2 separate regions of the Homo sapiens genome follow, and region 2 is linked to region 1. Evidence: chromatin loops called from intact Hi-C (ENCODE). Cell type or tissue: PC-9. All regions are shown on one strand. Each heading gives the region's core, and the rest is flanking DNA. Links, peaks and the distances in the headings are about the cores only.

Evidence for each region. Hi-C counts contacts between places; a loop is a spot of excess contacts. Peaks named below come from ENCODE experiments on the same cell type or tissue, not always from the same donor. Only the 100,000 strongest peaks of a DNase experiment are listed, where the experiment ranks them.
Region 2: a loop joins it to region 1, with 5 times the contacts of the local background. A loop is called at or near these places in 4 of 110 quality-filtered maps.

The regions. Positions count from the first base shown.
Region 1 is chr11:61,723,039-61,734,351 of GRCh38, forward strand. DAGLA (diacylglycerol lipase alpha) reads left to right here. Exons shown (of 20, transcript NM_006133.3): 5 at 396-534; 6 at 2,957-3,044; 7 at 5,115-5,249; 8 at 5,893-5,970; 9 at 8,279-8,403. Among named protein-coding and RNA genes, the nearest start is that of MYRF, 24 kb to the right of the region's middle. In PC-9, for the core only: CTCF peaks have their summits at 10,569 (motif pointing left) and 10,771; DNase peaks (open chromatin) are centred at 5,963, 7,413 and 10,543; H3K4me3 peaks cover 412 bases; H3K27ac peaks cover 2,956 bases.
Region 2 is chr11:61,652,219-61,663,531 of GRCh38, forward strand. No RefSeq gene overlaps it. Among named protein-coding and RNA genes, the nearest start is that of DAGLA, 23 kb to the right of the region's middle. RefSeq lists an enhancer at 10,871-11,313. In PC-9, for the core only: a CTCF peak has its summit at 7,750 (motif pointing left); a DNase peak (open chromatin) is centred at 5,573; H3K27me3 peaks cover 1,616 bases.

The sequences.
Region 1 (11,313 bases), core at 3,089-11,088:
CTTGGGCATTGCCAGAGGGCAGTGCCTTCTGTGGGGGCACCAGCAGGTTGGCTGGGCGAGACTGCTTCCCTCACCCTTGAGGCCTGCCAGCTACCTGGTCTGGGGTGGGCTGCAGCAGGCACAGAGCTGCTCAGGTCAAGCCGAGGCTCCTCAGCACCTCCTTGGAAACCCACAGAGCTGCCTGCTCTGAGCCAAGAGTGGCCCTTGGGGTTGTGGGTGGGCAATAGGGTGGCCACGTATGTGGCCAGAGACTGGGACCAGGGGCTTTGGAGCCTGGCTTTTGTCCCCAGAAGCATTTGGGGTTAGGGAGGCTCCAATGTCCCTTTCTTCAGAGCGGGTGAGCCAGAGAGGTGTCCCCAGCGCCCCTACCTAATGCCTCCCACTGCTGCCCGCAGGAATGGTTGTCTGCAACTGGGTAGTCATCCTCAGTGTGTGCATCACTGTCCTCTGCGTCTTCGACCCCACGGGCCGCACCTTTGTCAAGCTGAGAGCCACCAAGAGGAGGCAGCGTAACCTGCGGACCTACAACCTGCGGTCAGTCAGCGGGCTGGGTGGGCAGTCCCAGGGTGGGCTTTGCTGTCTGGTGAGCAGAGGTCTCCATTCTTCAGAAGGCTACCCCAGGCCTCCCAGACTGCATGCCAACCTCGTGTGAGCCGTGGGCATTAGTCAAAGGGCTTAACTGCTCCCTGCCTCAGTTTCCTTGTCTATAAAGTGGGAATAATAACAATTCTTGTCTCATGTTGTTGTGAGATTTAACTGAGCTAATACCTGCAGAGTGACTAACACAGTGCTCACACTGGGTAAGTGCTCGGTTAATAGTAGTTGTTGTCATCATTGTCCACTGCTGATAATAACAATGGTAATAACAGTGAAGCCAAGCATTGCGTGTAGTAAGTTACAAGTCCACCACACAGCTGTCAACTTCCCCATAATATGGGTGGAGAAACTGAGGTACAGAGAGATGATGGGACTTGCCTGAGGTTACACAGCTAGAAAATGGTAAGGCTGGGAACTAGCCCAGGCAGTCTGGCCTTAGAGTCCTCGCTTAACTAGCTATTAAATTAGGCTAGGCTGCCTCTAGGATTCAGAGATTGGGAGAGGCAAGTCAAGGAAAGCTTCCTAGAGGGGGTGAGTTTTGCATGATGTTTTAAAGATGGGGGAAAGTGTGCCATGGCAGACAAAATGAGGGAGGGCATCCAGGTAGTGTCACAATAATTTGTTTGTTGAAAGAAAAAGAGAGGGGCTTCCAGGGTGGGTCCCAGTACCTCCTGTTAATGGGGCTTCTACAGTGCATTATGTAAGGAGCTCCCCATGCCAAGCCCTTTACGCAATTCATCCATTTAATCCCTTTGTGAACCCCGGCATGGTTGTGAGATCCATTCTACAGATGAGGAATCCAAGTCCCAGAGAGGGCAGGTCACCTGCCGTGGGTCTTGCTGCTGGGGTGCAGAACTGGCACCACACCTGCAGCCCAGAGCAGCTGGCTCAAGCACCTGGGGAGCAGGCTGTCTGGACCCCCGCTGCCCGGCAGGAATTCTCACCGTCCCACCCTCCTGCACTGCTGTGTTCGGCTCCCCGTGGACCTTCCACGTCAGCTCAGCACTGCAGCCAGAGCCACACCCGTGCCTGCTGTGGCCACGTCCCAGCCCAAAATGTCAGGTCTGGGAGCCAAGGCCCCAAAGCCCATATTCCCTCCCAGCCCAGCTGGCCACCACCACCCATCCCACAGTGCTCTGGGAACCCTGCTTGGCCAGCACACTGTCCCTTCATGCCCCAGAAGGTGGGACATTGGTTTAGGATGTACAGCTGTCCAAGTCCCTAAGAGCCAGCAGGTCCCCAGAGTAGCAATTCCCTGCACCCTTCCCTACCTGCCTCCCGTAGCCCTGGAAGACCCTGTTGCCCTCCTTCTCCTTGTGGCCATTTGCCTTATGAAGCCAGGGTTGGAGAGCGGGAAGCGGTCCTTAGACACACGGAGGAGCCAAGAGGCTCAAAAAGGGCCTGGCCTGTCACTACAGATTGATGTTAAGTGCCTTGAATGCATATGAGGGCCACCCTTGCCTTCCTCTCCTGACCACCCAGCATCAGGCTTTTAAGGGGCCGCACATGGCACAAAAGCAAGCTAGCCCCTTCTTGCTCGGTTTGGAGGTCTGCACTTTTAATGTTGGATCTGTTATCTTTATGCTCAACACACTGACTGCAGACATCCAGCCTAGGAGGAACCTCTGTGAATAACTGGCCCATTGCTCTGCCTTTGGGTACAGACTCCTGGAGACCCTGATTCTCCATCTGAGCAGCCAGACCCACTGGGGATGGGGTTGGGGGGTGAGAATAGACAAGGGCAACCATGTGGGTGAGGGGTAGAGCCCTCTCCCTACCTAGGTATCAGATCCAAGGAATTGGGAAATGCAGAGCCTTACTCAGCCCCATAGATTTCCTGTAAGTAGAGTATGTAAGTATGTAAGTGTCTGAAATCCTTTCTGGGGAAAAGCAGGTCTTTCTGGAAGGTCTGTTCCAGGCCTTAGAATGAGACGACAGGGAGGCCCAACACCCTGCTGACCTCCCAGGGTTTGAGCCTTTGGACACCTGAGCTGCAGGGTAGCCCCCACTTAGGGCTCCCAGCTCTGAAGCCCCAGAGCCTGCCTGTGTTCAGTCTTCCAAAAGCCAAGGAGCCTCTCAACTGCTCCCCACCTCTCTCTTCCACCCACCCACCCTTGGCCAACGGCACACACCATCTTAGGCTAGCAGGAGTCTGTCAGGGAGGGCCCCTGCTGGCCAGCAGCCAGGCCACTGGCCACCAGCTCTGGCAGGGCCTGGGCCCTGTTCTCCCCCAGAACCCACTGCGGGAACCCTTTGGTAGGGTCCTGGGAACAGCCTGCCCTGTTTCCATAACGTCTGGGTCCCAGCTCTTCTGGTCCAGCCCTCTGACCTCACACATACCGCCTCTCCTGCTTTGCAGGCACCGCTTAGAGGAGGGTCAAGCCACCAGCTGGTCGCGCCGGCTCAAAGTGTTCCTCTGCTGCACGCGGACGAAGGACTCCCAGTCAGTAAGTACTGGGAGGTCGCTCCCCTCTGGCTCACATCCTGTGGTCAGGTGATTAAGGGGCTGTTGGCTCCTTTGGCAAAGCAGGATGGGGCAGGGCTGGTGGGAAGGAGCTGGGTTTCCAGCGTGAGCAAGTATGGCCTGCTCACACAGGGCCTGTTATTCACTGAGCCACTCGCTCCAGCACGCAGGACCACGTCCACTTGCTTTGTCAAGGGAACAGAAAGCTGTGAAGACTGCATCAACTCCCTTGGAACTTATACTCTAGTTTAAGGAGAAGAAATATGCAAAGTCAGGGTGACCTGAAGACAAAGAAAAGTAGCGTTTCACCAGCAGCAAATTAATCAAGAAGGCCTGGCAAAGCCGATAGGCGTTTAGCACGGTCCTAGATGGGGACACATAGCCTTCAGCACCTGGGAGCTCAGAGGAGTGACCAGAGGGCCGGACTTAATGCCAGGGCACTGCAGAAGGAAGACAGGGCCAGCTGGGGGCGGCCCCCAAGGGGAGGGAAGGGAGGCAGGCCCCGGGATCATCCAGGGGTGCCCCGCAGCGGGCAGGGACCTTAGAGATCATCTAGTCCCACCCCTCATTTTACAGATCAGGCAGCTGAGGCCCAGAGAGGTGGAGTGACTTGCTCAGCGTCCCACAGCTAGTTAGTAGCAGAGCCAGTGAGGTCAGGAGACCACTCCTCCCTGAGGCAGACAGCAAAGTGCCTTCCACGGAAGCCACCGGGAAGCCTCGAGTGGCTCCTGCCCACCAGCGTCCCCTGGTGAGCCGTAGAGTGAGTAATCAAGTGTAAGAAAGCCCCCGAGGTTCCCTGGTGGGCGGGGAGCACCCCCTTGGGTCTCTCTGGGGCGGTCTGAGGGGTCTGGGCTGCAAGGCAGGCCATGCAGAGGGCAGAGAGCCGGCCCCTGGCGGATGGAGGCTGGGGCTGCTGTGTGGAGGGCACGCCTGCCCCTCTGGGTGCACGGGCAGAGCTGGGGCTGTTGTCAGAGTCTGGGGAAAAGATAGCACATCACAGCAGAGCCCCACGGCAAAGGTCCTGTTAGACACTGATGGCCTCAGGGGGCAGGTCTGGTCCCAAGCATGTTTTGATCAGCGTGTGTTGTGTTGCTTACACATTTTAATTGGATGCCAGCATTTAAAAATCAGGGGTATTTCCATAAACTTCTGTATTTCTGAATCTGGTGAAGTGGGCCCTGGAGGGCCTCCGGTCAGCTGGAGCCGAGCAGTATCTGGCTCCGTTTGGCTCCATTCGGCATTTGAATTTGCAGCCCTTGATTTAGTCACTTACAAGTGCCAAACACTCAGGGGCGAGACCCAGTGAGACAGACTTCATTGCCATGTGGTTGTTCCCACCTCAGCGTCTCCTAACAGGTTAGGGAAGAGGCTCTGGGCTGCAGCCTGGGGCCAGGAAGGGAAGACTAAGAGGGCACCAGCCAGCAGGGCTCGCCTCCTGCCCTGAGGCCCAGACATGCACTGTCTTCAGGCCAAGGGCCTGGAGAGAAGCCATGGGGGACCACTGGGCCAGAGAGTACACCCCCTTCTAGGGCACATTGTGGGGGTCACTGAGCCAGCAGCCTGTGGGTAGCTGGGGGAGGGGCCCTGAGACCTGGCAGGCTCCACAGAGGCCTTACGAGGGACTTCCAAGGTCCCAGCTGGTGGGTCAGAGGCAGCCAGGAGCTTAGTTTGGTTTCTGTGCTGGAGAGAATGGCTAGAGGAGAAATGAGCCAGAGCCACCCGGCCTTGATTCTAGCGTCTGGGAAAGCAAAAAGGAGTGGCTCAAGTTGGCGCCTGCTCTTGGTAGACAGTGGGCACCATGCGAATTCCAAGGAGAGGAGAGGGCTGGGTGGCTACTGCCAGGTCTAGGAGCCCTGGGCAGGGCCCTCAGGGTCACAGGGCCACATGGGGTCAGGCTCAGTGGGCGCTGTGGAGGTGCTGGGGAGAACCTGTCCAGGGGACCCCGAGCAGACACCTGCTTCTGCAGCCTCCCAGCCCTGGGGGATTTACTCCTGGCCTCTCGTCCTCTCTCCTGCTCCCCTGCCACTGCCTCCTGCCTTCCTGGACCTCGTAGGATGCCTACTCAGAAATCGCCTACCTCTTTGCGGAGTTCTTCCGGGACCTTGACATTGTGCCATCCGACATCATTGCTGGCCTGGTGCTGCTCCGGCAGCGGCAGCGGGCCAAGCGCAACGCCGTGCTGGACGAGGTGAGCACCACCAGCCCCTTCTCCAGGTCACCTCTCCACACCACCCTTCTTTCAGGCCCCTTCCCTGTGGCCCCTGCAGCGGAGGGCTCGGCTCCCACGCAGCTCCCCAGTGACCACGCACTCTCTTGGACCCTGGAGGTCACCTTTACCTCTGGCTCCCCCTGCCTTCCTGAGCTTGTCCTTCGGCCAGGCTTTCCGTGACTACTACTCTAGGGACTTTCTGGGTCGTGCATGGCTGCCTCTGGGGCTGGCCCTCAAAGGACTTCTAACCACAGGCTTAGTGGACGTGGTGAGCTCCCGAGTCGGTCTTCTGCGTGGCCGCTCCGCCCACCCCACATCCCCACCAGCACACCAACCCCAGTTAGGGTTTCTCAGTGTCTCATACAAAATACCTTTCGCCTGCTGTGGGCCAGGAATGTCCTCAGGGGCTTGATGTTTTGGGTAGAAGGGGAGCATCTGGAAATATGGGGAAACCTCAGATTTTGGAAAAGTGGCTGAATCTTGGAAGAACTAGAAGCTGCATGCTCGTTTGGGCTTCTCGGCCTTTGGGAAGCAGGCGGACGCCAGGGCCTGGGCCCCCTTTCCCAGCCATGCAGCCGGGCCTGGGCCAGTGATTGTCCTTCTTCACCTGCCGGTCTTACAGGCAAACAATGACATCTTGGCCTTCCTGTCTGGGATGCCGGTGACCAGAAACACCAAGTACCTCGACCTCAAGAATTCAGTGAGTCAGACATCAACTCTCACCCCACCCCGTCCCCATCCCTCCCACTCTGCCACAATGACCTAAGCAAACTCCTCCCAGCTGCCCTTGCAGTGCCAGCCACATTGCCCCTGCCCGGTCTCCCCCCGGCTCTCCAGAGAGCCTCTCTGCTCAGATCATGCCCCTCACGAGAACCACCCACTTCACACCGGTTCGACAGACAAATCCCCTGAATTCCTTTACCAAGTTCAGAAGTGTCTGGTCCTGGCCTCTTGAGATGACAGAGCACTTTACCAGGGTGAGCTGCTAGCATTTTTGCTGCTGCTGCTGCTGTTAATGAAACGCAATGGGCGTAGTACTTGGTTTCCAAGCTTTTTTAGTAGTGGAACCTTTTCTCAATCGCCTTTCGTAGAAATCCAGTGTGTAATAGGGAAAGGTGGTGCCAGTAACATGGTGGGAGAACCCCAGCCCAGGGCCCAGCACACAGCCCAGGGCCCAGTACAGCCCAGGGCCCAGTACAGCCCAGGCTGAAACCACAGCTGGCAGCCGGGAGAAACAGGCCCTGCCTCAGGAAGCAAATGGCTGGAGCGTGCATCTGCTCTGATGCCTGTCGCTGCGACCTCCAGCAGGCCCCTCATCCCCTCTGAGCTGGATCCTGAATCTGTGAAATGACACTAGGCACACCTTCTACCAGAGCTGTGCTGAGAGGACACGAGCCATTCCCATCACAGTGCCAGGAAGCCTCGGTGCCAGCCAGGATGCTGATGGAAAGGATTCCGTCTCTTAGAAATCTCAGTCCTTTAGGCCACGTGTGCTGCCTTGTGCCTGCAATCCCAGCACTTTGGGAGGCCGAGGTGGGAGGATTGCTTGAGGCCAGGAGTTTGAGACCAGCCTGGGCAACATAGTGAGACCCTGTCTCTACAAAAAAAAAAAAAATTAGCCAAGCATGGTGGCACATGCCTGTGACCCCAGCTACTTGGGAGGCTGAGGTAGGAGGATTGCTTGAGCCCAGGAGATCAGGGCTGCAGTGAGCTATGATTGCCACTGCACTCCAGCTGCACTGTCCCTTAAAAAGAAGAAAAAAAAAAAACCAACACTCAGTCCTCTAGAAAAGCCTCAGTCCTCCCTGCCTGTCCCTACTCCCCACTAAAGCAGGCATTTGTATCCTCTCTAAAAATAGCCACATCCATAGTAAGTGCCCCAAACCAGCCCATTTCTGCTTGCCAGGCTCTGCCCTGGCTGTTCTCACCACCTTCTCCCTCCCACTCCTCACAGGGAGCGGGGAGGGCAGGCAGCTGTGACTCCCATCAAGTGACTCCCATCGAGGTGCCAGGGTCACACCTGCCACCTGGCAGAGGCTGCCAGGGCCCACCCCGCCCCCAGGGCTGCAGGGAGCTTCTGACAGGGAGAGGATAATTACCTCTCCACTCTCGTTCCTGAAGAGCAGCTGAGCTGGCCAGGGATGTTTCCACCCCTCCGGGCCCTGATCAAGGTGCCACCTATTTCACTTCACAAGGTGACTAACCACCCTCCTTAACTTTTACAAGGTGACTAATTCCCTCTCCCGGTGCCTGGGGCACTCGGGAAAGACTGGAAGCTGGCAGACACTTTGCTGGGGCACCCCTGCCTCTTCCTCCCTCCACCCCAGCAGCCAATAACCTCCTCAGCATCAACAGTGGCTGCTGGGCCTCAGACACACTGGCTTTCAAACTGGTGCCTTTCTCCCAAGAGATCCCAGTCTCCCACCAACGCAGCCCCTGCCCGGAGCCCTGGGAGCCTGCAGCTGGCTGAGTCAAGTTGAAGGCTCCCAATATTTGCAGTCAAAGAACCCAAGGGCCAGAGATTTGGTGATTGGTCTCCTGGCCTAGCGTGGCTGCCCTGTTGCCCAAGGCCCACACACGCCGCCCAGCTGGAGGGCTGGGGCCTCTCAGGGCTACATTTTCCCAGCATCAAGGGCCCTTCTCAGGGCTGATTGCCGAGGTGGGGGGATTACTACTCACATCCCTCAACTCTTCCCTTCTCTGGAAAACAGGCAAGGAAATGGACCAAGTGATTTTCTGTCCCCAAATCATTAATTCTGAGACTGGAGCAACAGGACAGGTCTCTGAGGATTCGTGTCCTGGTTGCATGGAGATAATTAGGGAAATGCAATTATCACCTGGAGGAGTGTCCTTCCTCCAAGGCCTGGGCCCCACACCTCAACAGGGGACCAGCAACCCCTCCCTGCCAGGGGTTGGGTCCGCAGGCTCCCACCCTGGGGAACTGCTGGGCCCTGAGGCTGTAGGCAGGAAGGGCAGGAGGTGACCGCCCTCTGCCTCCTCTCTTCTAGCAAGAGATGCTCCGCTACAAAGAGGTCTGCTACTACATGCTCTTTGCCCTGGCTGCCTACGGGTGGCCCATGTACCTGATGCGGAAGCCCGCCTGCGGCCTCTGCCAACTGGCTCGGTCCTGCTCGTGAGTACCCCTGTCCCATCCCCCAGCGATTGCACCTCTCCTCCCGGGTGGTGTGTGAGGAAGGGCTACCGGGCTGCGCCTACTGCTTTGCCCTGAATGGCTTCTTTTCTACACCTTCTCTGGGCCTCAACCTTTCTAGTTCTGTGTTATCCCTGAGCAGTGAAGTTGTAGGCTTCGGAGTCACACAGTTATGGGTTCGAATCCAGATGTTGTCACTTGCAGCCTGGGGCAAGTGGGTCCACCTCTCTGAGCCTCAGTTTCTTTATCTGCGAAGTGGAGATGTTGATACATACCTCGTGGAATTTTTTGGAGAGGGCTAGATGAGATATTGCATAACACCCACACTGCTGCCTCCCCTCCCCTTCTGGCGTTCTCTCTCTGCCCCCTCAGCCATTCCCTTCTGCCCACATCTTCCCTTCTCTCGGCTCCCCTCATGTGCTCTGCCTTTCTAGAAGAAAGGACTTTCCTAGTAGAGAGGCCCAATCCATAGAGGTCTTTGAAAAGGCACCAAGAAGGCCTGTTAGTTAAGGCTCCAACCTTCTTCATAGGATCTAGGAAAGGCCTTAGCCCCAGACCTGGCCTGCAGCCTAGCTCTGCGCTCAGCCCACCGCTTGGGGGCTGGGTGGACTCTGCATTCCTAAGTGGGCCAGAGAAGGGCGCCTGCTCCAGGAGGAACCCCTCCCTGTCCTGGGTGTCTCCGCCCTCAGCTCATGCCAGGCAGAAGGAGGACAGTTCCCTGGGCTCCCGTTCTGGAAAGGCTGGCATGCTGGGCAGCAGCTTCTTTCCTTGACACCCCTGCCCTTGGGACCCACAGCAGCCACACCCACTCTGCAGCGCCCTCCCTGTCCTCAGAAAGCTGGGTGGCTCTCGGGGCCTTATTCTCACCATCCCTCCAGCGACTGATCAGAGAGGACTAGAGCACCTCATGCCCCCTTCCCATCTTTGTCAGCTGCATGTGCCTGGCATTCTTGCCTGCATCCCTGGGAGTCCCAGCTGTGGCAGAGAACTCTTCAAAATGAGCACCAGGCTCCATTACTCACTGGTGGTGTGGGGACAGCTCTTAGAGCCTTTGTTTCCTAAACTGTAACAGGTGGTATCTGTCCTGCCTGCCCATAGGGTGTTTCAGAACCCAGGGTATCACTGGCAGGCAGGGCTCTCTGGTGCTCTGCAGACAGGAGGGGTGCTGGCATTTGTATTAGGTGCCTTAGTGTTGCAGAGAGAGCAGAGTCCCTAGACCTCATGAGGGCCCAGCCAGGCCCCTGCCTGGAAGAACCAGGTGCCTGTGGGGCAGAGAGAGGCAGGCCTGCAGCCCAGGGTGTTGGGAGGAGGCCAGAGTCCAGTGCCCCAGCCTGTCCATAACAGCCTGGCCAGAGGGAGAAGGGCTGCCCATCTGCCTCGGGCCCAGGCCTCTCCCCTGGCAGCAGTTCTCAGCCCATGCAGAGCACAGCGAGCCAGGCCTGCTTCTGGCTTGGCCCTAGCCCTGCCCTGGATGAGCCCCAGGGCCCTCCCATCCGGGGTGCTGGCCCTGCTCCCCTGACTGGTCCTCCTGGCCCACACATCACTGACTCAGAGGCAGCCCTGTCACCGGAGAAGCGAGGAGCCACTCGTTATTAAGAACCTATTATAGGCCAGACCATTTCTGCATCTTGGACCCTTGATCTCACACCAGCCTTGTGAAGTAGCTGTCACCACCTGCTCTTACAGAAGAGGAAACTGAGGCTTAGAATGGCTGAGTGACCTCCAGGCCCTTGCGGTCAGGAAGTGATACAGCAAGGGTTCAAACTCAAGCCTCCAGTCTCCAAAGGCCACACTGTTACAGCCTCATGCTCAGCTGAGGTTGGAGAGGGAACAGCTGCCGAGCACAGGAGCTCAGCCCCTAGACCCTGGCCCATCACCACTTGACCTGCAGTGTGGGGGACCATGCTCTCCCATTGTACATCGGCTTTGTCCCCCCAGCAAGCACTGTGGCTTTCTCAGCAAAGTCTCTCCCCATTGGAAAGTGTGTAATAGTCACTCAGGTGATGCTCTGAGTGAAGACAAACCTCCTAGCATCACCAGAATCCAAGCTTCTTAATAAAATCTCAGCTGTCATCCCGTGACAGCTGGCAGGCCCAGTCACGTGGGCTCCAGCGTCTGGTGCCTTAGCAGTTGGATGCTGGCTCCCTCTGGTGGCCTGAGGTGCCGCTGCACCTAGCTGGGTGCCCAGCTCCCAGGCTGCCTCATTCATTTCTGTGGGGAGGCTACTGTGTACCTGGCCCTGTTTGGGTGCTGGGGATACAGCTGTGGACCTCTCTGTGGTGCTCACTGCCCAGCGAGGAGGCGGACAGCGCATAGACAAGGCAAATAGGGCACATGGTGGAGCGGATGGGCACTTTGGACCCACATAAAGCCAGGTGCCTGGGATGGGGAGTGCTGGGGGCCTGGGGAGCCCTGGCTGTTAGATGAGGTGGCAAGAGAGACCTCACTGTGACAGGACGTTTGAACAGAGGCCCAGAGGAGCAAGGGCCAGGCCACGCTGTCTCAGGTGCTGCTGAACACGCTGGCAGCAGGTCAGAGAGACCAGAGCCAGGTGGGGTAGACAGGGCGTTGCTGTAGGGTCTTAAAAAGAAAATGATGTGGCTCAACTTATCTTAAAAGGGCCACTCTGTTGCTGAGCTGAGAGCGTAGGGGCAAGTGCAAGGAGGCCAGTCGAGGCCACCATGACAGTCCCAGGCAGAGCTGCCAGGGCAGGGGTAGGGGAGGTGAGGGAGTGCCTGGAGTCCAGCTCTGAGTCTGAAGGGAAGCCGAGTACGTGTACTGACCGAGTGGCATGGCCGTGGGGGTGAGGGCTGAGGAGCCACAGACAGTTGCAAGCCAGAGGCCAAGCCACCGAGGGGCCTTGGGAAGACCTCAGGAGGGTTGGGGTACACA
Region 2 (11,313 bases), core at 1,601-9,600, 72 kb before region 1:
AAACAACACAATAAACCCTGAAGGTGGGGCATTTTGCAAACAACAAGTCCAGTTTTATGACATGTCATTGTCATAAAAAAGGACTTGCCAGACTAAAAGAGACTTAAGGGCATCCAACCACAGGCGTTGCAGGGTCCTTGACTGCACTCCCATTTTCAGGTGCCAGCATAAAGGACATTTTAGGAGCAATGAGAGAATTTGAATGTGGGCTGAGCATTAGATAAGATGGAGATGTATTGACAGGGAGAGGCTGAGATAACTGACAAGGACAGCATGATCTCATTTTGATTTTTAAAATTACATATGCCTAGGCACAGTGGCTCATGCCTGTAATCCCAGCACTCTGGGAGGCTGAGGCAAGTGGATCTCTTGAGGTCAGGAGTTCAAGACCATCCTGGCCAACACAGTAAAACCCCGTCTCTGCTAAAATACAAAAATTAGCCGGGCATGGTGGCAAGGGCCTGTAGTCCCAGCTACTAGGGAGGCTGAGGCAGGAGGATCACTGGAACCTGGGAAGTGGAGGTTTCAGTGAGCCAAGATCGCACCACTGTACTGTAGCCTGGGCAATAGAGCGAGACTCTGTCTCAGAAAAACAAACAAACAAAACACAAAAATATTACATATGCAGGGCTGGGCGCTGAGGCTCATGCCTGTAATCCCAACACTTTGGGAAGCTGAGGCAAGCAGCTCACTTGAGCCCAGGAGTTTGAGACCAGCCTGGGCAACATAGTGAGACCCTGCCTCTAAAAAAATAATAAAAAATTACATAGGCATAAAAAGAGATTCGGGGCCGGGTGCGGTGGCTCATGCCTGTAATCCCTGCACTTTGGGAGGCCGAGGCGGGCGGATCACTTGAGGTCAAGAGTTGGAGACCAGCCTGGCTAACATGGTGAAACCCCGTCTCTATTAAAAAAATACAAAAATTAGCTGGGTGTGGTGGCATGTGCCTGTAATCCCAGCTACTTGGGAGGCTGAGGCAGGAGAATCGCTTGAACCCGGGAGGTGGAGGTTTCAGTGAGCCAGGATCACACCACTGTACTCCAGCTGGGTGACAGAGAAGACTCTGTCTCACAAAAAAAAAAAAAAATTTATATATATATATATATATGGGAGGATAGACAATGAGGATACTCCCTAGATGGTAGGAATAGAGTGGTTTTGTTTTCTTATTTTTGCTCATCTGTAACTTCCAGCTTTCTCTAATGTACGTGCACAGCTGTTGGGGCTCAGAAACGGTACTCCAAAGTATGGCACTATGGCAGGCTGAGTACTTTGAACTAAAGAAACTGGAAGGTCTCAAAAGTCAACTCTCTCTCTGACGTTCTCCCATCCTCCTGTCTCCTGCCCCTCTTTCGCCCCCAGAGGAATCCATAGACACCAGAATTCTTTTTCCCCAGTCATAGAAACTAGAACCCCTCTCCCCTAAAGCAAGCCATAAAACCTAGAAAGGGTCACTCTCTCCCTTCTCCCCTGAAGACCCCTATTCCAGAAAGGGTCCTGCCCGATACCTGCTGGAAGGAGTGCCGTACAGAGAGGCCAAGAAGCATCTCAATAGACAGGACTTGCTGGGTATCCGCGCTCAGTCTATTCCCATGAATCATGCTCTTTTGTCCGATCACTTTCTACACGGCTGTCTGCTTTGCATAGAATCTAAGCATAAAAATAGATAGGTTTCCCTGGATCTTTGGGTCTTCATTCTGAAGGCTCCTGTGTCTTGTAAAACTTTGATTAAATAAATTTGTTTTGCTTTCCTCTTGTTAACCAGTCTTTTATTATAGGAGTGTCAGCCATGACCTTTATGATGAATGAGGAAAGTTAGCACACCTTTCTACCCCTACACAGCTTTGCTGATAATAAAAGTTATTTAATTTCACTATTTTTCGAGATGGAGTCTCGTTCTGTCACCCAGGCTGGAGTTCAGTGGCACAATCTTGGCTCACTGCAACCTCCACCTCCTGGGTTCAAGCCATTCTCCTGCCTCAGCCTCCCGAGTAGCTGGGACTACAGGTGCATGCCATCACGCCCAGCTAATTTTTGCATTTTTAGTAGAGACGGGGTTTCACCATGTCGGTCAGGCTGGTCTCGAACTCCTGACCTTAAGCAACCTACCTGCCTCAGCCTCCCAAAGTGTTGGGGTTACAGACATGAGCTATCACACCCAGCCAAAAGTTATTTTAAAGTAGAGAAGTTCTTGGCATAGTCCCGGGCTCTGACAGCTTCCTGTGGCCTCAGCTTCCTCTTTCAGCTCCTGCCCCATCCAGGACTTGCCAAGAACATTAACCAGGCAATGGCACCTCGGGTCACAGCTTTCCTCCCCTCTGAGCACCGCCCTTCCTTCCTCCCCTCCCTCCCCGACATCATGGTGCTTCCATGGGGAAGTGTCCATTGAATTACAGCAACGCCATGTGTTCACTCCCTCCTTCTCCCCTGCAGAGAAGTGACTTACCTGATGGCCAAGCGTGGGAGGAGCTCCTGGGCATGCCCAGCCCAGCGCACCATCTCTTTTGGAAGCCTTTATTGGTCTGTTGCTGCCTGGCAGTTAGCAGCCTCTGGTATCCCCACTGAGCCAGGGACTGGGCATTTTCAGTGGGTGAATGTCAAGTTCAAGGGTAGGATAGCAGGAAGCCAGCTTGGCCATTGCTCTTAAGTCACAGGAAAATATTTTGATCTCTCTCTGTCTGACTGTTGTGTGTCTCTCTCAGTCGCTTTCAAACTTGGATGGAGAAGAGTAGCATCCTTTACCGGATCCTCTAAAATCCAACATCTGTCTCTTCCCTGCCCCAGTGGCCCCTTCTGTAGGGGTGGGTTGCCCCTCCACACCTGTGGGTGTTTCTCATAAGGTGGAACGAGAGACTTGGAAAAGAAAAAGACACAGAGACAAAGTATAGAGAAAGAAATAAGGGGGCCCGGGGAACCAGCGTCCAGCATATGGAGGATCCCGCCAGCCTCTGAGTTCCCTTAGTATTGATCATTCGTGGGTGTTTCTCCGAGAGGGGGATGTGTCAGGGTCACAAGACAATTGTGGAGAGAGGGTCAGCAGAGAAACATGTGAACAAAGGTCTTTGCATCATAGACAAGGTAAAGGATTAAGTGCTGTGCTTTTAGGTATGCATTCACATAAACATCTCAATGCTTTACAAAGCAGTATTGCTGCCCGCATGTCCCACCTCCAGCCCTAAGGCGGTTTTTCCCTATCTCAGTAGATAGAACGTACAATCGGGTTTTATACCGAGACATTCCATTGCCCAGGGACAGGCAGGAGACAGATGCCTTCCTCTTGTCTCAACTGCAAGAGGTGTTCCTTCCTCTTATACTAATCCTCCTCAGCACAGACCCTTTACGGGTGTCGGGCTGGGGGACGGTCAGGTCTCTCCCTTCCCACGAGGCCATATTTCAGACTATCACATGGGGAGAAACCTTGGACAATACCTGGCTTTCCTAGGCAGAGGTCCCTGCGGCCTTCCGCAGTTTTTGTGTCCCTGGGTACTTGAGATTAGGGAGTGGTGATGACTCTTAAGGAACGTGCTGCCTTCAAGCATCTGTTTAACAAAGCACATCTTGCACCGCCCTTAATCCATTTAACTCTGAGTTGACACAGCACATGTTTCAGAGAGCACGGGGTTGGGGGTAAGGTTATAGATTAACAGAGTCTCAAGGCAGAAGAATTTTTCTTAGTACATAACAAAATGGAGTCTCCTATGTCTACTTCTTTCTACACAGACACAGTAACAATCTGATCTCTCTTGCTTTTCCCCACACCCTTCTCCCCTGCCCAACTCCACGCTCAGGTGGAAGCTGATTTTCTTTTCTTTCTATTTGAGACAGAGTCTCGCTCTGTTGCCTAGGCTGGAGTGCAGTGGCATGATCTTGGTCAGCTCACTGCAACCTCCGCCTCCCAGGTTCAAGCAATTCTTCCACTCAGCCTCCTGAGTAGCTGGGATTACAGGTGCACACTACCACGCCCGGCTAAGTTTTGTATTTTTGTAGAGATGGGGTTTCGCCATGTTGGCCAGGCTGGTCTTGAACTCCTGACTTCAGGTGATCTGCCCGCCTCGGCCTCCCAAAGTGCTGGAATTACAGGTGTGAGCCACTGCGCCTGGTCTAGAAGCTGATTTTCTAGAGGCATCTTCAAGACCCAGGAACTTCAGGACTGAGTTTCTAATGAAGAGAAGAATAGGAAGTCCTTGGGGACAGTCAGAAATGGAGGTGAAGGTACAGGGGGTGTGGGGTGGTGAGGGTGCAGGGGTGCGGGGTGGTGAGAGTGCAGGGGGTGCGGGGAGGTGAGGGTGCAGGGAGTGCGAGGTGGTGAGGGTGCAGGGGCGCGGGGTGGTGAGGGTGCAGGGAGTGAGGGATGGTGAGAATGCAGGGGGGTGCGGGGTGGTGAGGGTGCAGGGGGTGCAGGGTGGTGAGGGTACAGGGGGTGCAGGGAGGAGAGGGTGCAGGGGTGCAGGGTGGTGAGGCAGCATTCCAGACAGAGGGAACAGCATGGGCAAAGGAGAGGAGGCTGGATGCAAAATGAGAGGGGAGGAGTGAGCTGAACTGATGCTGTGCCCTGCACATAGCTCAAGGGACAAACGTAGATCATGGGGAACGTGGGGCCACATGAGTGTTTCAAGCTGAGAAGTATTGATATGCTGGGAGCATCTCCTGGGGCCACTCTGTGGAGGACAGGTCCAGGCCAGAGGCCTGGGAGCAAGAGATTAGCAATGGGGTCGTGAACCCAGAACACTTATAGGGAAGAGGAAAAAGCGATTCCAAAGACTAAAGGGCAGCAGCGGCCTGCACCTCTGGGCACTTCATCTCAGACGCAAATCACTCCAGGTTGCCGAGAGCTCAGAAATGGATTTCTTGAATTATGCAAAGGTAGAGAAGTCAGACCCAACCCCCGCCCCCCATTACAAATATTTTGTAATGTTCCCTTCACCAAGCTGAAATGAAATTCATAAATAAACTAACCTACCCTCACACATGCTTTAAAAAAAAAATCAATGATATCCTAACTATAATATGAAGGAGAAATAAAAGGAGGGTAATTTCTAATAAAATAATATAAATTTCAGGATGAAAATCTGCAGGCAGCCTGGGCGTGGTGGCTCATGCCTGTAATCCTAGCACTATGGAAGTCTGAGGTGGGCGGATCACCTGAGGTCAGGAGTTCGAGACCAGCCTGGCCAACATGGTGAAACCCTGTCTCTCCTAAAACTACAAAAATTAGCCAGGCGCGGTGGTGGGCGCCTGTAATTCCAGCTACCTGGGAAGCTGAGGCAGGAGAATCGCTGGAACCTGGGAGATGGAGGTTGCAGCGAGCCAAGATTGTGCCACTGCACTCCAGCCTGGGCAACAGAGTGAGACGCCATCTCAAAAAAAAAAAAAAAAAAAAGAAAAAAGAAAAAGAAAGAAAATCTGCAGGCTGACTACAGCCAGAGATGAGGTGGCCCCACACTTGCTCCTAGAGGTGGGGCCACGGAGACCATGGCGGCCACAAGGCAGATGGACACAGGTAGTTGTGATGGTGATTCAGACCCCACAGGCGGTGCTGTTGCCAGTGACATGAAATGGGCAACGAGTCTTGGCCAAATTCCAAGCAAAACAAAGGACAATCTTCTCTTGTATACACAATAGTCATGTTCCTAGAAAATTCTGTGTATGTTGAAAGCATGCAAAAGTTATTTATTTTGTGTTTATATAAAAACAGGTCTCTGTCTCCCATTTTGACAAAGAAAAATGCCCTTGCAGATTTCCCAGACTCCTCTGAGGGGCCGTCTTGGCCTCATTGGGTGTCATTGTCTTAGAGCCTTTTCTGTAATTACAGCAGCTGAGACCAGAATGCAGGTGCCCCGTAAAACCAATCTGCATATTCTTCTGGTGGCTGAGAGGCGGGCGGGAGGCTGTGGAACTTAGAGGACAGTTGGGAGAAGGGTCCAGAGAGGTGGGAAGTGAGCAGCCCCCAAGAAATGGCAACAGGCCAAGGCCAGAGGAGATGGCAGGCTGCTGAGACGCTTCCTGGGGTGGGGACAGACAAAAGGTGCTAAACTGTAAATCTGTAATCCCCCCTCTGCTGTTCCCAATTCGTCCATAAAAGTCAGTTACACAGGCTGGGTGCCTTGGCTAATGCCTGTAACCCCACCACTTTGAGAGGCCAACATGGGTGGATCACCTGAGGTCAGGAGTTCGAGACCAGCCTGACCAATATGGTGAAACCCTGTCTCTACTAAAAATACAAAAATTAGCCAAGCATGGTGGTGCACACCTGTAGTCCCAGCACTTGGGAGACTGAGACAGGGGAATTGCTTGAACCTGGGAGACAGAGGTTGCAGTGAGCAGAGATTGCACCACTGCACTACACTGGGTGACAGAGCCAGATTCGGTCTCAAAAAAAAAAAGGTCAGTTACACACTATAGTGCTTGGAGGGGGATCAATAAAAATGATGGCTCATATTCCCTAACTAACTTGCTGATGCTTTACTCACACTAACTCATGTGACCTGCAGCAAGGCCTAAGAGGTAGGGGCCACACTTACCCCCAGTTTATAATGAGAAAACCAAAGCCTAGAGAGATGGAGACCATTGCCCAAGGCCAATCAGCTCATCAGTTGCAGAGCAAGACTTTGAACCCAGGCAGTCTGGCTCCTGTGGCCCCTGTTTGATCACCCCACTAGCAAGGGCCAGACCTGTGCTCTAGTGAAGCATTGCGAAGGGAAATCGCAGCAGTATGGAGGGAGCTGGGGCGGGGTTGAAGAAATCTGGGCTAAGAGGTAACAGGAGATCATAGGCATTCACTGGAGATTCTCAAAAACATTGAGAAGGATGCTAGCCTTCCCTGGTATGAAGGACAGAGACAGCCATTTTCACTGGATCTTACAAGGAAGGGTGACTCCAGGGAGGTGGAAGATCAGAAGCATCCTGTCCCAATGGAAACTCCAAAATGGCCATGTTGGTTTACATCCAGGGCCCATCTGAACTCTGTTTGTTTCTGAACTCTTAAATTTCAACAGCTTCACCTATTTCCATCCCATTTGTTAATAGCTGTATTTTAATGTATTCATTGGCTGAGAAAATACAGCACAAAAGACTACTTTGAATTCAGAAATGCTTTCAGTGAATTTGAATGTTATTAATCACAGTGGCATCCACATTCATTTGAAAAACATTACATCTGTAGAAGCCAAATGCTTTCCAGCGACAGTGCTTGGGGCACTTATGGCCAATGCTGAGTAAAAGGCATAGGTGGAAACTAGGAAGAGGCAAGAAAGAAGTGACTGATGCACCAGCGCCAGAATCCCCCAGGACCCAGCTCAACCCCCTGGGGTGGCTCAGGGTCACTACCACAGTCCTGATCCATGTCACCTACTCCCTGCTGGTATATGTGCTGAGAAAAGGCTTTGATTGGGCCATCCTAGTGCCACTCATTATGGAGCAACTCCATGGGGCAGAGCTTAGGCCAGCCCCCACCAAGAGGCTAGCTGACCTCCTGTCCAGCCCAAATGGAGGCGCTGGACAATTGCAGGTCAGTCCAGGGCAATCACCTGTTCCCAGTGGGGCCGTTGCGAGGGATGGATGAAGTGTCAGAGGCGTTTGAACCAGAGCAACTCCATCTTGAATAGGGGCTGGGTAAAATAAGGCTGAGATCTACTGGGCTGCATTCCCAGATGGTTAGGCATTCTAAGTCATAGGATGAGATAGGTTGACACAAGATACAGGTCATAAAGACCTTGCTGATAACACGGTCTGCAGTAAAGAAGCCGGCTAAAACCCACTAAAACCAAGATGGCAATGAGGCTGACCTCTGGTGGCCCTCACTGGTACACAGTTTACAAATGCCATGGCAATGTCAGGAAGTTACCCTATATGGTCTAAAAAGGGGAGGCATGAATAATCCACCCCTTATTTAGCATATCCTCAAGAAATAACCAGTTGGGCATGGTGGCTCACTCCTCTAATCCCAGCACTTCGGGAGGCTGAGGTGGATGGATCACCTGAGGTCAGAAGTTCGAGACCAGCCTGGCCAACATGGTGAAACCCTGTCTCTCCTAAAAATACAAAAAATTAGCCTTGTGTGGTGGCGGGTGCCTGTTATCCCAGCTACTCGGGAGGCTGAGGCAGGAGAATCTCCTGCACCTGGGAGGCAGAGGTTACAGTGAGTGAGATCACAGCATTGCACTCCAGCCTGGGCAACAAGAGCGGAACTCCATCTCAAAAAAAATAAAGAGGCCGGGCATGGCGGCTCACGCCTGTAATCCCAGCACTTTGGGAGGCTGAGGTGGGAGGATCACGAGCTCAGGAGATAGAGACCATCCTGGCTAACACGGTGAAACCCCATGTCTACTAAAAAAATAAAAAACATCAGCCGGGCATGGTGGCGGGTGCCTGTAGTCCCAGCTACTCGGGAGGCTGAGGCAGGAGAATGGCGTGAACCCAGGAGGCGGAGCTTGCAGTGAACCGAGATCTCGCCACTGCACTCCAGCCTGAGCAACAGAGCAAGACTCTGTCTCAAAAAAAAAGAAAAAAAAAAAGAAAAAGAACCATAAAAATGATTAACCGGCAGCCCTTTTATTCTGTTATTTTTCTAATAAACTTGCCTTCACTTTACTCTATGGATTCGCCTCAAATTTTTTCTTGCACAAAATCCAAGAACCCTGCCTTGGGGTCTGGACCGGGGCCCCTTTCCGGTAACAAAAGGAGCAGGTTGGGGCTACAGTCTTCAAAAGGTGGCTGGAAAATTGGCAAAATTGAAAGGAATGACAATACCAACTGTTGGCAAGGATGTACGCAACTGAAACCCTCACACATGGTTGGGGAGTGTGTTAGGCCGTTATTGCATTGCTGTGAAGAAATACCTGATGCTGCATAGGTGATAAAGAAAAGGGGTTTAATTGGCTCATGGTTCTGCAGACTTTACAGGAAGCATGGTGCTGGCACCTGCTCAGCTTCTCATGAGGCTTCAGGGAGGTTTTCTCATGGTGGAAGGTGAAGTGGGAGCAGGCACATCACATGGCCAGAGGGGGAGCAAGGGGAAAGGAGTTGCCACACATTATGAAAGAACAGAGGCCGAGTGCAATGGCCCATGCCTATAATCCCAGCACTTTGGGAGGCCAAGGCAGGTAAATCACTTGAGGTCAGGAGTTCGAGACCAGCCTGGGCAACATAGTGAAACCCCGTCTCTACTAAAAAAAAAAAATACAAAAATTAGCCAGGCGTGGTGGCAGGTGCCTGTGGTTCCAGCTACTTGGGAGGCTGAGCTAGGAGACTCTCTTGAACCCAGGAGGTGGGGGTTGCAGTGAGCCGAGATCATGCCACTGCACTCCAGCCTGGGCAAGAGAGCAAGACTCTGTCCCCCTAAAAAAAAAAAAAAACAAGAAAACCCCCAAAAAACAGATTTTGGGGGAACTCACTCACTCACTATCAAGAGGACAGAAGCAAGCCATGAGGGATCCACCCAAGCACCTCCCACCAGACCCCACCTCCAACATTGGGGATTACATTCCTTTTTTTTTTTTTTTTTGAGATGGAGTCTGGCTCTGTTGCCCATGCTGGAGTGTAGTGGCCGTGATCTTGGCTCACTGCAACCTCTACCTCCTGGGTTCAAGCGATTCTCCTGCCTCAGTCTCTGGAGTAGCTTGGATTACAGGCATGTGCCACCACACCGGGCTAATTTTTGTATTTTTAGTAGAGATGGGGGTTTCACTATGTTGGCCAGGCTGGTCTCGAACTCATCTCATGACCTTGGGTGATCCACACGCCTTGGCCTCCCAGAGTGCTGGGATTACAGGCGTGAGCCACTCCACCTGGCCGCCTTTTCTCTTATTAATCAGCTTTTTGTCAGTTGATTTTTCAGCAAACCTTCAGTGGGTGAAGGGGAACTTTTCCCATGGCTCCTACAAAAGGCCAAAAGGACAGGATTTCGGACAGTTGAACACCTGGAGTTTCCTGTAGAGTGGCGCCTAGGGGAAAGCGTGGAAGCTCAGAGCCCATACCTCATCCAATGCATCCCTTTATCTGTGTCCTTTGTAATCCTCTATAATAAACTGGTTAACGTAAGTTTCCCTGAGTTCTGCGAGCCGCTGTAGCAAATTAATCGAGGAGGTCGGGGAACCCCAACTTGAAACCAGTCGGTCAGAAGTTCTGGAGGCTTGGACTTGCAGGTGTCTGAAGTGGGGACAGTCTGATGGGACTGAGTTCTAACCCTGTGGGATGTGATGCTATCTCCAGGTAAACAGCACCAGAATTGAACTGAATGAGAGGACACCCAGCCAGTGTCTGCTGCTTGGTGTGTGGGGGAAAAAAACCCACGCATTTGGTCACGGAAGTATTCTGTGGTGTTGATTGTGGTTGTGTTGAGAGGGCAGAAAAACACTTGTGTGTGTGTTTCCTGAGAAATACCTGGTGTGGCCGGGCACGGTGGCTCACGCCTGTAATCCCAGCACTTTTGGGAGGCCGAGGTGGGCAGATCACAAGGTCAGGAGTTTGAGATCAGCCTGGCCAACATGGTGAAACCCCATCTCTACTAAAAATACAAAAATTAGCTGGGCGTGGTGGTGGGCACCTGTAATCCCAGCTACTTGGGAGGCTGAGGCAGAAGAATCGGTTGAACCTGGGAGGCAAAGGTTGCAATGAGCCGAGATTGCACCACTGCACTCCAGTCTGGGTGACAGAGTGAGACTCCGTCTCAAAAAAAAAAAAAGAAAGAAAGGAAAGGAAAGAAAGAAAGAAAGAAAGAAAGAAAGAAAGAAAGAGAAGGAAGGAAGGAAGGAAAGATCTGAATATCTGGGTGTATACATATGTGAAATAAATTCATTGGCCAGGCGCGGTGGCTCACGCCTGTAATCCCAGCACTTTGGGAAGCCAAGGCAGACCAATCACGTGAGGTCAGGAGTTTGAGACCAGCCTGTCCAACATGGTGAAACCCCATCTCTACTAAAAATACAAAGAAAATTAGCTGGGTGTGGTGGCGCTCGCCTCTAGTTCTAGCTACTTGGGAGGCTGAGGCAGAAGAATCACTTGAACCTGGGAGGCGGAGGTTGCAGTGAGTCAAGATCGTGCCACTGCACTCCAGCCTGGGCAACAGAGCAAGACTCCATCTCAAAATAAATAAATAAATAAATAAAATAAAATAAATTAATCAAGCCCTTCACTTAGGATTAGTGTGTAACTTTAATAAAAAAGAAAAAATCTTTCTTAAAAATGGCCAGTAAGTACAAGAAAAGATGTTCAACATCATTAATCATTAGAGAAATGCAAATCAAAACCACAATGAGACACCACTTCATACCCATCAGGATGTCTATTAGAAAACAAAGCAGGCCATCGTGGTAG